Regions from separate parts of the Mus musculus genome. Here region 2 is linked to region 1. The links are chromatin loops, found by intact Hi-C in ENCODE. Cell type or tissue: left cerebral cortex. All regions are shown on one strand.

What was found. A loop is a pair of places that touch in the nucleus more often than their neighbours do. Peaks named below come from ENCODE experiments on the same cell type or tissue, not always from the same donor. Only the 100,000 strongest peaks of a DNase experiment are listed, where the experiment ranks them.
Region 2: it touches region 1 in a loop (2.7-fold over the local background); 7 of 42 quality-filtered maps call a loop at or near these places.

The regions. Positions count from the first base shown.
Region 1 is chr6:126,499,272-126,501,771 of GRCm38, forward strand. All of the region lies in intron 1 of Gm38899 (a long non-coding RNA gene), which reads right to left. Among named protein-coding and RNA genes, the nearest start is that of Gm38899, 14 kb to the right of the region's middle. In left cerebral cortex, CTCF peaks have their summits at 967 (motif pointing right) and 1,796 (motif pointing right); a DNase peak (open chromatin) is centred at 979.
Region 2 is chr6:126,153,325-126,155,824 of GRCm38, forward strand. All of the region lies in intron 1 of Ntf3 (neurotrophin 3), which reads right to left. Among named protein-coding and RNA genes, the nearest start is that of Ntf3, 10 kb to the right of the region's middle. In left cerebral cortex, a CTCF peak has its summit at 1,150 (motif pointing right); a DNase peak (open chromatin) is centred at 1,178.

The sequences.
Region 1 (2,500 bases):
CACCACTTTAACAAACTACCCGACAGAATCAACTTACAAAGAGAGAAGGGTTGCTTGGGCTCCCTCTTTTAAAATCTTTGGTCTGGCTGATTTGCAGATGTGGTGGAGCAAAACCCCTACGGCATGGCCAGGAAGTGAAGATAAAATAGCGATTGGCCTGGAGTAGTACTATATACTTCCAGGGCATGCCGCCGACTGTAAGAGCTTCCATAAAGCCCTATCTCTTGAAGACTCCACCACCTCTCAGTGGTGGCACCTTGAGACAATGCCTTACCTTCTAACCAACTGGGAAAGTAAGGCTGAGGCACTGTTCAACTCGCTCAGTTAGCAACATACTTTGAAAATAAATATAAAGAAAGGGTAATTGTGAACTTTTGGTCATTGTCTCAGTTTTGGGCCATTGCTGTGGGTAACAGGATCCTAAGGGCAGCTCTGTGGCACCATGAACTTGTGATTAAAAATGAGTAAGTTCAGGCTTGGCACACACAGAGCACAGCAGTGACCATGCACAGAGCAGTGATCACTCACGGGTCAGAGCAGCAACCACGCACGGGGCGGAGCAGCGACCACACACAAGGCACAGCAGCGACCAGGCGTTGGAAAGGGTAAGCGAATGATCAACACTGAACATATCTCCTCTGTATCAGTTTTCTATGACCTGGATATCCTGAGTTCGCCCACCACAGCATATTTGTCCGTTTTTAACTCTGACCCACCAGCTATCAGATGCTTAGACTCCTATGCTGAGCCCACTGCCACATTGTGTCACAGGCTGCTAAGCCCAGCTCTTAGTGACAAAGCAAGAGGAACTCTGGGGTCAACATCATCTACACAGCAAGTTCCAAACTGCCAGAGATAGACAGAGAAGAGAAAATCTGTCTCAAAAATGTTTTAATCCAAAACAATACATGATAAACTTTCTTCTTCCTGAAAGACAGCTTGGTGGGAGAAATGGCTGCAGAACCGCATTCTCCCAGCAGGTGGCACCCGAGGAACGTGTTTGGGATTCAGCCCGCCTGTCAGCCCAGTGGGCCTTTCTATGGCTTCTGTGTGGGACACACAGGTCTACCCTGACAGGCCTCGGACATAGGGCCTGAACACCACATACCTCGTCATGAATGGACCCAAGACATAAAAAACAGTACAGCTTTGATACTCGCTTGCCAGAGAGAGCTCTAAGTTGTGAGGCTTCGGATGCCACAGCCTCTTCTTAGCAGGCTCCCAGCCCAAAGCCTGTTTGGGACAGGAAATAGGGCGGCCAGTCTCTCCAGAATGCTGTCCTTGCAGCCAAGCTCCAACATAGTTCAAGTTCTTTATCAATGCGTATTAACTGTGCAGAAGGGTCCATGCATGTTTGAGAAGTACTTGGCCACAATTACCCCCTCTGTTATTACAGATTATACACCCCCTCGCCCTCTTCATTTTCTTTTCTGTATCACTGGCAGTCTCCAGTTTCGTATCTTCTTCACCCTTCCCAGCTTCCGAAAAAGAAGTAAAGCAAGAAACACTTGTCTCCCCAGTCTCTTTTCACTCAACATGATAATCTACAGTTCTATTCATTTTATTGAACATCTTGTTCATCTTTACAGTTAAAGAAAACTCTACTGTTCGGCCATGCCCAGCCTATGGCCCAAGAGAGATATCTATGCAGCCCAATTTAAACTCACAGAACTACCTAAAATGTTATGAGATCATTTGGGTAATTTTTTAATTCACATAACTCATTTTCATGAAATTTTGTATAGACTACAGTGTATGTGTGTGTATCTATGTGAAGGTGTGTGCATGTGGGTGTAGTACCCACAGAAGCCAGAAGAGGGCATTGGATCCCCTGGAGCTGAAGTTACAAGCTGCTGTGAATCAGCTCCTGTGGGTGCTCAGTGGCGACACTGAGACTCCCTGCAGTTATCTTGCCCTGGTCTCACTGTAAAGAGGGGGCGTGGTTAAGATTTCACTCAAGCTTCATCTCACCTCCTGCCCTATAGAGGCTCCAGGTGTGAGGTCGGTGTGGATGTGGTGGGGGCGGGGCTGGCCATTAAGAGAAGATAGGAGGAGACCGGCAGTTGACTGAAGAATGCCTGGTGTTCTAATGTTCTGATACCCGGTTGGTAAACCTATTAGCAGCCCGGGAAGTCACCAGGAGAAGCTTTGAAAATGAAAGGAGATGTAGATTCCCGGAAGGGAGACGAGTCTGTGCCAGAACAGCACTGTGTGCAGAAAGGAGGGGAGGGTAGCGTGCGCAAGAGGGTAATGGGAGCTTGGGACTGTCGGCAACAACATAGGCGAGCTGGGTACCACACCACGCAGGGCTGGGCTTTCGACAAGGGGTGTAAGGAAGAGGTTTGTGTCAGTGTGTCTGGGAGGCTTGGAGAGAAGTCCTTCTGTCAAAGACGAAGGAGTCCAGCCCCACTAGCCACGTGATCCAGAGTGCTCTCCGCACACTCAACAGTGGACCTGAGAAAGTCCTCCGCACCCGAGGCAAAGAGAAAGGGCAGAGACG
Region 2 (2,500 bases), 350 kb before region 1:
TCCTCAAACTTGAGTGGCTTTCCTATACCCAATAGAATCCACCCCCTCTTCCTGTCCTGCCCCTCCCCGCCCTCTGTCATAGGCACACTTCCTTATCTAAGGGCAAGAACAGGAAAGAAACACTCTGAAAATTCCCTTGGAGGCAATTTGAACACTAAGAACAAAAACACCTGAAGAATAAGACAAAGAGTTATTCCAAAGTAATCTCACCGGAATTAAAATACAAGCCAAGCCAGGTATGGTGGTACATGCCTATCATCCCAGCTTGGCAGGCTGAAGCAGGAGAATTGCTACTAACTCAGGTACATGGCTCATCCTCGGCTACAAAGTGAATCCTTTGTCACCCTGGGCTTGAGAGAAGACTGGTGTTAAAGAAAAATCAATCAATCAATCAATCAAACAAACAAACAAACAAACAGCCTAAAGGAAACCCCAACAGACTCTTGGTTGCTTACTGGGGGAAATGGATTCAGACAGGACGGTGTCTTAGACTTGAGTCAGGACACTGATGCTCTGTCTCCCGCACTGGGCAGGCGTGCTCTTGAAAGAAAGTCTAGGAGAGGTATGAGAAGGGGTACTCAGGAGTAGCAGGGAGAATTTCACGCTCCCTCCATTGCTACAGTGCCTGCACTCCTGCTCCAGGAGCATCAAACAGCAACTGGCTCGGGGACAATCGTAAGACATCTCAAGCTTTCAGGACCAGGGCCGTCTTTCCTACCAGTAGAGTTACTGAGTGGAGATGCAGGACAAGCTGTCCACACTTACCTTTTCCCTGCAAGGACTTTCCTGTAAACCCCACAGCCACTGCAGTCCTTGCTGTCATCTTCATTTTTTCAGATACACTGTGTTTCATCCTACTGGGTAGCTTTCCGATCTCCTAAGGATACCCCAAGGTCATGGTGGTGAGATCCTGCCTTTCGCATGGTATTCCTGCTAACGAACCCTAGGAAGCCTAGAGAGATGCCAGGCAGCCCCTTTTAAACAACACCAAGTGGAGAGGAAAACCACCTATCATGGTGTGCTAAGTTGTGCAGAAACTATCATATAAGCACCTACTGTCTATTTCCCTGTGGTATCTGTAACGATGAAAGATGAGGAGAAGGAAGGACAAGGAGCTGGCTGAAAAGGAAGGACTCAGAGGATAAAAGTGGACAGTAGATGGCAGTCTGTCCCTATGTGCGAAGTGGCCGCAGAGATGATGCATATAAGTCAGTGGAGGGGGCAGGGAAACAATTCTTAGAGGAGGATCTGCTGCCTTCCCACTTCCTTCTCATTACGCTGATTCAGCGGCAAAAGGGGACACTTCTGAATGCAACCTTGGGAGCTCATACATTGCCCAGAGTGCCACCTCTTGAACTGTCCAGAATGTTCCCCAGACTATTGCCATGAAGAACCAAAGGCTCCGAGAATCCTCTCCTCTACCCCAGGCAGGCCCTTGGGAATTCAGAAGTGATGCAACCCCTGTCACACAGAAGTGAATGGAGAGGACGCTTTATCTCATTCACACTACATAGCCGTACTCAGGGAGCCTTCCTTCCCCCTTCAATACTCACTGTTCTTTCCCTTGGAGTCTTGTTATAACATGACTTGTTCCTATCTACTTTCAGCCCTGCAGGTCAAGGCCTCATCCTTTTCTGCATCTTCTCTAACATCTAGCACAGGGCCACCAGCAAGGACACACACTGAATTATCTTTACACACGTATCCAGACCCACTTTCTAAATATCTCAAAGGGATTACTCCAATTCATGTACAGTGGCACCCACTTCCCCAAGACCAAGACCCCAAATATACAGAAGTAGGTAGGTTAGGGCATGAGGGAAAGGGTCCAAAGGAAAGCCAAAATAGCCTTTCCTGGCAAGTAAGCAGTCAGCATTTATGACCTAACTTTTGGGACAGAGCAGAAGAGAATAACAGAGGACACGGGTTTTGAACCCGTGGCAAGGTGCATCACATCTCTGAGCCCAGTCCCTGTTGCCATCTACCACTAAGCTCACCAACAATTCCCTCATATGTCTATGCATTCAGTCAATGCGTTTCCGCGGCAGACCATCCAGGTGTTGGTGAACACGAAGATGACAAGCACAGACCCCTCTTCAAGAATTTCATCCTTTAGTAAGAAGAGAGGAATGCAAATGCAGCCCAGGCTGTTAAGTGCTATAACATAGAGGGTGCTGGGAAAGGAGCCCCCTGGCTCTCTGGGGGGAATGCAGGGAGGCCTCTCTTAGGAAGGTAATGGAGAAACAAACGTGTCTAAGATGATTTTAATATTACTGGTGAAACTGGAGAGATGAGCATTCAAACCACAACATAAACACACACACACACACACACACACACACACACACACACACACACACATGCACACATGCCTCCAGTTCGGGAACAGTCGCATGCTTTGGCCACTCCTATCTGTTTTGCATCAGGCTATTTCCCATCACCTGTAAACTTTCTAAGGGTGTCCTTTTCTTGATCCATTCATCCTCCCATCCATCCATCT